3 separate regions of the Homo sapiens genome follow, and all the other regions are linked to region 1. A link is a contact called in ENCODE Hi-C or POLR2A ChIA-PET data. All regions are on one chromosome and are shown on one strand. Each heading gives the region's core, a stretch centred on a gene start or an enhancer-like site at or near the end of the contact. The rest is flanking DNA. Distances are from core to core; before and after follow the strand shown. Region 1 holds the start of H4C2 (H4 clustered histone 2). Region 2 has its middle 110 kb from the start of CARMIL1. Region 3 has its middle 2.8 kb from the start of TRA-CGC1-1.

What was found. A loop is a pair of places that touch in the nucleus more often than their neighbours do. ChIA-PET counts read pairs that join two places held with the same protein, here RNA polymerase II (POLR2A). Pooled maps may share reads with other maps.
Region 2: POLR2A ChIA-PET joins it to region 1 with 6 read pairs in endothelial cell of umbilical vein. The contact joins the enhancer-like site here to the promoter of H4C2 in region 1. POLR2A ChIA-PET finds 5 or more read pairs at or near these places in 3 of 52 experiments (IMR-90, PC-9 and endothelial cell of umbilical vein).
Region 3: a map of ascending aorta shows a loop between it and region 1 (2.8-fold over the local background). The contact joins the enhancer-like site here to the promoter of H4C2 in region 1. A Hi-C loop is called at or near these places in 4 of 168 maps with a recorded cell type or tissue (B cell, ascending aorta, endothelial cell of umbilical vein and 1 more) and 10 of 50 pooled maps. POLR2A ChIA-PET finds 5 or more read pairs at or near these places in 4 of 52 experiments (K562, activated CD4-positive, alpha-beta T cell, activated T-cell and 1 more).

What each region holds. Positions count from the first base shown.
Region 1 is chr6:26,025,940-26,028,735 of GRCh38, reverse strand. It overlaps H4C2 (H4 clustered histone 2), which reads left to right and starts at 1,453. Exons shown (of 1, transcript NM_003544.3): 1 at 1,453-1,840. The coding sequence starts at 1,484. The coding sequence ends at 1,795. RefSeq lists enhancers at 1-213, 214-798, 799-1,384, 1,361-1,680, 1,701-1,760 and 2 more.
Region 2 is chr6:25,172,751-25,175,546 of GRCh38, reverse strand. No RefSeq gene overlaps it. Among named protein-coding and RNA genes, the nearest start is that of CARMIL1, 110 kb to the left of the region's middle. RefSeq lists an enhancer at 314-814. Within about 2 kb of position 1,351, at least 13 of the 41 ENCODE cell types and tissues checked have a DNase peak (open chromatin) inside an H3K27ac peak, as active enhancers do; they include PC-9 and endothelial cell of umbilical vein, where a contact is called at or near this core.
Region 3 is chr6:26,549,255-26,552,050 of GRCh38, reverse strand. No RefSeq gene overlaps it. Among named protein-coding and RNA genes, the nearest start is that of TRA-CGC1-1, 2.8 kb to the left of the region's middle. RefSeq lists enhancers at 1,133-1,182, 1,167-1,701, 1,961-2,796. Within about 2 kb of position 1,435, at least 11 of the 41 ENCODE cell types and tissues checked have a DNase peak (open chromatin) inside an H3K27ac peak, as active enhancers do; they include B cell and ascending aorta, where a contact is called at or near this core.

The DNA of each region.
Region 1 (2,796 bases), core at 204-2,703:
GTTGAAGTCTAAAATCAGTTTTGGTTTGTTAGATTTGGGTGAGATGGCTAAGATTCTCAGAGAAAGAAGTCAAGTTTGGGGTGCATTTTTCAGACTTAAAAATTTAGCAGTAGCCCTTGCAGTTTTTCCAATAGAAGTGATTTAAGAATGTTTTCAGGAAATTTAAAACAACAGTGAGAAGCGTGTATGGAGAGTTGAACTACACTCCAGACTTGGCTATAGGAAAGCACGAATGCTGCTATTGTATTGCACCTTGGAAAAGAGAACAAAGGAATATTTTCGGACAATTTTAACATGTCACATATGAAAAGCTAAACGGAATCTGTCAACACCTTGTACGTTATTACAGGCTGTGATTTTAAAAAAACAATCCTTACTAATACATACATAGTTGCTGCTAGCAATATAGTGTTGGGAGTAAAAACACGAAAATGAGAGTTCAGGACAATATCCCAACTCTGAGCAGATTTTTTTAAGTAGTAACATCTAAAATTAAACCATATTATGTAATATTTATTTCTTTTCCACAGTCTCTTCTCATGCCTCGTTCACATTAGCTAATTAAAAGTCCCCTGAGTATCATCATAACCCGATTTACAGATGAAGGCACGGTTGCAATGAGCTATCACCCTCTTCTGAATGAGACAGTACAGTGTGAAGGATAGCAAAACTCCACTCCCATCCTCTTAGGGCTCTGGCTGGACCAGCAAATTAAATTAATGTAAAATGGATTAACAGGAGAAAGGTATATGCATTTATTTAACACAGGTTTTACGTGACACAGGTGCTCTCATAAGGTAATGAAAGCCCAAAAAAAGCAGTTAGCTACTTATATAATGAATTGGACAATTAGTAAAATGTAAAAATGCGCTAAAGCAAAGGGATTTAGGCTAGAATATATAACTGTGTAGAGAAGCGCCCAGCAAGGGCTAGTGCAAGGTTTGTACAGAATTCTCTTGGCCTCAGCCTCCTATCCTTGAGAAGAATGTTGCTTTTTTTAAACTACAGTGAGAACATCTTTCATATGAGAATTTCACCTACTGCTTCTAAGAAACAGGTCAGCTTTCAAGAAAACATAAGGCCAGAGTGATCTTTTCACGCCTGCTCTTTTAAGTACCTTTGAATAGTCAATATGTCTTCAAGCACTTGAAAGACTTAAAAAGTTTACCACTCCGGCATATTAGTGAAAGCCCTTAATATAAGCCCTTATTAAAATTCTCAGTCGAGGGTATAAATTCAGATTCAAATAGTAGTGTCGTAAACGGGAGGGAAAAACTAAAGGGATTAAAAAGTGAAACTATTGTGTTCTCCCTCGCAGTCCTTAGGTCACTGCCCCTCGAGGGGCGGAGCAAAAAGTGAGGCAGCAACGCCTCCTTATCCTCGCTCCCGCTTTCAGTTCTCAATAAGGTCCGATGTTCGTGTATAAATGCTCGTGGCTTGCTTTCTTTTCGCGTACCTGGTTTTTGTTGTCAGCTGGTTAGACATGTCTGGTCGCGGCAAAGGCGGTAAAGGTTTGGGTAAGGGAGGTGCCAAGCGTCACCGAAAAGTGCTGCGGGATAACATCCAAGGCATCACCAAACCGGCCATTCGGCGCCTTGCTAGGCGTGGTGGGGTTAAGCGAATTTCCGGTTTGATTTATGAGGAGACTCGTGGCGTTCTCAAGGTGTTTCTGGAGAACGTGATCCGGGACGCCGTGACCTACACGGAGCACGCCAAGCGCAAGACTGTCACTGCCATGGATGTGGTTTACGCGCTCAAGCGTCAAGGACGCACTCTGTACGGCTTCGGCGGTTAATCTTTTCGTCAGTTTTCTTCCAATGGCCCTTTTCAGGGCCGCCCACTCCCTCTCAGAAAGAGCTGTGATTGTATTCTTTCGGATGGTAACATCTCAATGGCTTTACTCGGCTATTCTGCCTAGTATGTAGAACTATTATAAACCAGTTGGGAGAGACCAGGTTGTTTGGTCTGAGTGGCTGCTAAAGCAGAAATCAGCTAAGTAAACGAGGTCTCCGAGATAAGTGAGCTATAAACTTCAATGCTATAGTTTTGACATGTCAAGCAACTTAACGTGCAGCGCGAGTCCGATAAATGAGTAGCTCAGCTTTTTAGTTTTAAAAACGAGTTGTGCGTTATTTGTACGAGAGCCTAAGATGCTAGCTGCCTGGAACTGAGTAGGTGGATTAAAATGGGTGTCAGGTCTGTTTTCCCAGGCGTATCTGACTTAACGTCAGCAAAAGCTGTACTTTTAGCTTCCCTGGTAACACCTGCCGTCCTTAACCGCCCCCTGCCGGTAGCGCCAGAAGCCTTTACTTCCATTTCTAGTTGAGCTTGGCGTCCTGCTGAGTGACGTCACCTCCCCCTTCTCTGGAGTAGGACTGGCGGTTAAAGCTGCTTTGCTATTTTCAGTCCTCAGGCTGGAGGCTCCCCTAAGCAGGCTGCCTACGCAGTTCGTAAATTCCCACTTAGTAGACTAAGGGAGTCTGTTTTATAAATAAGGACTCAAATTTCTTCTGACTCCGAGGTCCGTGGCAGCAGCTATAAGATGGAAGCCCCCTCTGATGTAAGATTCTCAGATGACTTGCATCTTCACTGTACCTGTCAACCCAATAGTCTTCTATTCCTGCCTTAAATTGTAAATTCCAAAACTGATTTAATTGTGAAAGTTTCAAACTGTACGACCTAGGAAGTGTCAAAGTTAGGTGACCAGATTTTTAGAAGTCAGCCAAATATTCAGCATCTTTGATTTAGTAACAAATATATTGATGGCTACTTCAGCAAAAAAAATCAACTTTGTTT
Region 2 (2,796 bases), core at 102-2,601, 850 kb after region 1:
ATCTAGAAGCTCCCTGAACCCAGTCCTCTTGGATTTTTATGGAAACTTCGTGACATCAGCATTCCTTCCCCCAGGGTATGAGGCGAGGCCCTCATCGGGGAGACTCTTAAGACCCACAATCAGAAAGACAGGGAACATTAGAATCCTGCCTTGGGTCAGGTAAAAGGAATGCAGGAAAGAGATTATTTCCTGAGGCCTGCCCCTGAGACCTAACACACCCAGCATTATAACGAAAGACTGTAACAAGGGATGTGGGAGTTATGAACCAGGAACTAACTGTGAAGGAGAACATCATCGACTGTGCCAAACGAGCTCAGATGTCCAGGAAGGGGCTGACTAAAATGCATTATTTGAATATCATGATGCAGAAGATATATATATCTATATATCTATATAGATAGATGAAAACAAATATGTATATTTTCTATAATGTTCTATAACACAAGAAGTTTCCCAAACATTTATTTACATTGTTTGTTTATTCCCAAATATTTATATTTCCCAAATACGACAGCAGGGAGACTGAGAAATCACAAAGGACAGATGAGAGCGATGTTACTTAATGCCACAGAACAGGACATCATTTAAAGGAGTTACTCAAAGTGTTTCAGTTACTGCCATTAGGAACTCCTAAGCCCCTCGGCAGTGTGGGTGGTACGGGGTAGGTGTTGAGGTTAGCAGCACCCACAGGCTTCTCTTCACGCAGGATATGCTATATAGTGAATCGGTATCAAGACTGGAGGAAGGTAAGGGTTTCCAGAAAACCACCTTCAGGCCATGGTTTGGAGTAGTCTTATTGAAGTTTACAGAATCAAAAGTTACAGATAATTAGGAGGCATTGAAATACAGACCTGTTTTCTTTTTTCTTTCTTTCTTTTTTTTTTTTTTTTTTGAGACGGAGTCTCACTCTGTTACCCAAGCTGGAGTGCAGTGGTGAGATCTCGGCTCACTGCAACCTCTGCCTCCTGGGTTCAAGTGATTCTTCTGCCTCAGCCTCCCAAGTAGCTGGGACTACAGGCGCACCCCACCACACCTGCCTAATTTTTGTATTTTCAGTAGAGATGGGTTTCCACACATTGGCCAGGCTGGTCTCAAACTCCTGACCTCGTGATCTGCCCGCCTTGGACTCCCAAGTACTAGGATTACAGGCATGAGCCACTGTGCCCAGCTGACCCAGTTTCTACGACCAGTTTAGCCACAAAGTAGACATGTAACCAGAGGAAAGTGACTTAACCTCCTAGGGCCTCAGCTTCCCATATTACACACCCCTGGGATGAGAATGATAGGAGGTGTAGCGGGGTTGAGCTGGATAATATAAGGTTCCTTACAGCTCTAGACATTTATGATTTAACATTTTTTATGGATTGCTAATGCTGCTTTTTTTTTTGTTTTAAATGTCAAATTCTTGCATGTATAAGGCCTTGATTCTTTCAGGCCTGGGTTGTGTTGATTTATGGGCATGAGCTAATTCCAGATGACTCATTCTAGAAGTGATTGTGTAAGTATCCTTTACTTAGCTAAACATATGCAACATAAATTCATCTACTATAACATATGTTCTCTCAGAACATGCTACTGGCCAGAGTTATTAGATTTTGTTCACACCATAGATCCTGCTGTATTTTACAGCACTTCAGAATAACAATCATTCTTTTAAAACCCTTCTACACACCTTTGCTGTTTCTGTAAATACACCTGTCCTTTACAAGCATCTGGCTCTTTCTATGCATTCTTCCTCCAGAAATCATAGTATTATAGATTTGGAAAATGCTTGGCCTTCATTTTCCTGTTACAGACTGGTTTAGGTGTCCCTCTTAATTGTTCTTAATGCATTCAGTATATTCATTCATTTCTTAATTCATTAAAAATATGCACCATGCCAGGTGTTGGGGACATTGCAATGAACAAGACAGGCATGGCCCCTGCTCTCATTCAGTCATGTCTAGGGGTAAAGGTAAACCTTGGATAAGTAATAATTGGTGTGCTGACTGTTAAGAAGAACTACAGTGCTATACAAGCTGTATGATCATATTGGGCTTTAACCAATTCCTTGGGAATCAGATTTCTAGATGAAGTGGCATTTAAGTTGAAATCTGAGTAGTGAGTAGGAGTTAGCCAGGCAAAGATGAGGAGGGGGACCACTCCAAGCTGAGAGAACAGCTGAAATGAGAAAGTCCATGCAATATTTTTTTTTTTTTTTTTTTTTTTTACCATAAGAAGATCACACCGGCCAGAATGGAGAGAGGGCTGGGGAGGGTGATTTGACCTGAGTCTAGAGAGGCAGGCACAGATCAGACCAGGATGCTTATGGCAGGCCACGCTAAGGATTTTGGACTTTATCCTTATGGAAGTTGGAAATCATTAAGAGTTTAAAGAGAGATATGATCAAATCTGATATTTTAAATAAAGCTCATTTGGCTGTGATGTGGCAAGTGGGCTGGAGGGCAGGGTGGTGAGAGGAGACACAGGAAGCTCAGTTGGGACATTCCTGCTGTGGTTCAGACGAGAGCTATGTGGGCTTGGACTAGGGCAGTGTGTCTGCTTCAAGGGGAAAGGGTTTGGTGTTTTGTGGAATTTGGGGAATGAGGGAATGTTTCATGAAGCCGAAGGGGAGAGTGTTTTTAAAAGGAGGACATCATCGACTGTGCCAGATGGAGCTGAGATGTCCAGGAAGGGGCTGACTACACTAGAATGCATTATTTGAATATCATGATGTGGAAGATTTTTTGGGGGGGGGGGGCAGACTCTTGCTCTGTCACCCACACTGGAGTGCAGTGGTGTGATCTCAGCTCACTG
Region 3 (2,796 bases), core at 186-2,685, 520 kb before region 1:
GGGCTGATATCCCCGAATAAATGAAGGACTCTTGAGCTGACCATAGGTCTCATAACCTAGGAGCTGTTTAGAAAATAGATGGGCCTTTTGGAAAGGGAGCCACAGCGCACAAAGCTTTTCATCTGCAATAGGAGTAAAAGTTGCAATAACAATGGCTACAAGTTGTTAAAGGTTAAACTCTTTCTTGAAAAGCAACAAAAATGCACAGGCTCCCTCTTTTCTCTATTAGCGTGCTCCTTTCTGATCCCCTGCTTTCCTGATCCATGGGGTTGCCCAGGTAAACAGACGTGGTTCTTCACCCAGAACTTGGGCCTAGTGGCAGTAGCTTTCATTTTTTTGGTGGTGACCTACAATTTAGTTTAGTTTACATCGTAATTCAGTCATACATATGTAACAGAAACAAAAGTTGCATGAACTATTCCTTACTCTTAACACACACACTGCATTCTGATTATTTCTGATTCTAGTCTATTCTAACTGAAATTTAACATATCTTTCACTTACTAATACAGGTAACAAACCACAATTGAAAGAGAAGTAACTACGACTCTGTCATCAAGAAAAATCACATATTTTTGGCCGGGGGTGGTGGCTCATGCCTGTAATTCCAGCACTTTGGGAGGCCGAGGCGGGCGGATCACCAGGTCAGGAGATCAAGACCATCCTGGCTAATACGGTGAAACCCCGTCTCTACTAAAAATACAAAAACAAAATTGGTGGCGGGCACCTGTAGTCCCAGCTACTCGGGAGGCTGAGGCAGGAGAATGGCGTGAACCCGGGAGGCGGAGCTTGCAGTGAGCAGAGACCACGCCACTGCACTCCAGCCTAGGCGACAGAGGGAGACTCTGTCTAAAAAAAAAGAAAAGAAAAATCACATATTTTTGTATCACAATACAGTTGTTACAAATACCCAAGACAACTGTTTGAAAATTACAGCAGTCATAAGACGGGTCTTGATGTTTAATATTTAATGCATTAATGAGAAGCACACATTACTCTATGAAATTATTTTAATCGTTTGAAAACTGTTTTGTAGTACAATTGGCTTTCTTTAAAATCCTGTGTATTTTTTAAAAGCTTTTAAAAATACAATTTTGAAAAGGGCTCCATGGGCTTCATGCTGGGGCCAGAGGGCTCCCTGGGAGCTAAAAGATGAAGAAGCCGCGGAAATTCGCCATCTGGGAGGAGACCACCGTCGGGTGCCCGCCATCCCCTTCCGCCGGAACTCCACTAAAGAGGACTAGGTGTTAGCGCTGGCGCGGGAGGCCGGAGCAAGGTCTTTAAAGGTCTAAGGTGAAATTCCGGGTGGGAGCTCAGTCAAGCCTCCCCTACCCAACTGGGAATCAGTGCGCCAACCGGAGCACGCCCCCCAGGCGACACCGAGAGGCGCGGAACTCCCAAGCCTAGAGGGCGTCGGAAGTGCATCCCAGAGCGGAGCAGCCAGAGGGGCGGGGCGTCGCGGCGCTGGGGCCGCGCCCTCGGGTATCCAGAGTACGGCTCTTCCAGGCCATGTTGATGACCCAGGGTGGAAGCCATTGGAGAGTTTTGAGAGAAGAAGGAGGTATTTTTTTTTTTTTTTTTTGAGACGGAGTTCTCACTCTATCTCCCAGGCTGGAGTGCAGTGGCACGATCACGGCTCACCGCAACCGAGGGAGGTACATTTTAGCGGGATTTCTGTGAGAGGCATTCGAACCAGAGCGACTCCATTTTGAGTGAGGGCTAGGAAAACGAGGCCGGGACTTTTGCTGGGCTGCATTCCCAGAAAGTCAGGCATTCCTAGCCTCTAGATGTTTATGGTTAAGGGAACAAATTAATAATGTTTACTAAACAGACCCAGACTTGGGAGTGTCTAGATGTCCCCATATCTGGAGAACAAAGGCATTCCAAATTTTGCTTTAAAGATAATAATATCGATTCTTACAAAATATAATAAGAAAATTAATCCTTTATCACAGACCCTTGTAGCAGAGCACATCTCCCCATACTTACAGGTATGTATCTAGGGTGGACACTTTCCTCCGCGTTTCAGGAACACCCTACTCTGTCTATGGAGTAGCTGTACTTTCACTACTTAACTTTCTTAATAAACCTGCTTTTACTTTGCACTGCGGACTCGCCCTGAATTCTTTCTTGCGGGAGAGCCAAGAACCCTCCCTTGGGGTCTGGATCGGGACCCTTTTTCTGTAACACAACAACTATTGAGAAAAGAAGGTAGTGGTGCAAGAACAGATACAGAAAAATAAGTTTCCCTCCCTCTTCTTTCCAACTCTTCCATGCTCAGTGCCTCAGATGTGAGGGTCAGAAATTTGGTTATTAAAAACTCTAGGCCGGGCGTGGTGGCTCACGCCTGTAATCCCAGCACTTTGGGAGGCCGAGGCGGGTGGATCACGAGGTCAGGAGTTCGAGACCAGCCTGGCAAAAATGGTGAAACCCTGTCTCGACTAAAACAAATACAAAAGATTAGCCAGACATGGTGGCAGGCGCCTGTAATTCCAGCCACTCGGCAGGGTGAGACAAGAGAATCACTTGAACCCGGGAGGCGGAGGTTGCAGTGAGCTGAGATCGCGCTAATGCACTCCAGCCTGGGCGACAAGAGTGAAACTCCGTCTCAAAAAAACAAACAAGCAAACAAAAAAACCTCTAGATCACCCAGGCTGATATATGTCTAAATTTATGTTTGTCTAAATGTAAAGTTAAATGAGAACAATACTACTCAGCTCATAGGGTTTTCGAAATAAAATTTTTCATGTAAATCACTGGGCACACAGTTTGGCAACAACACTTAATAATTCTCTT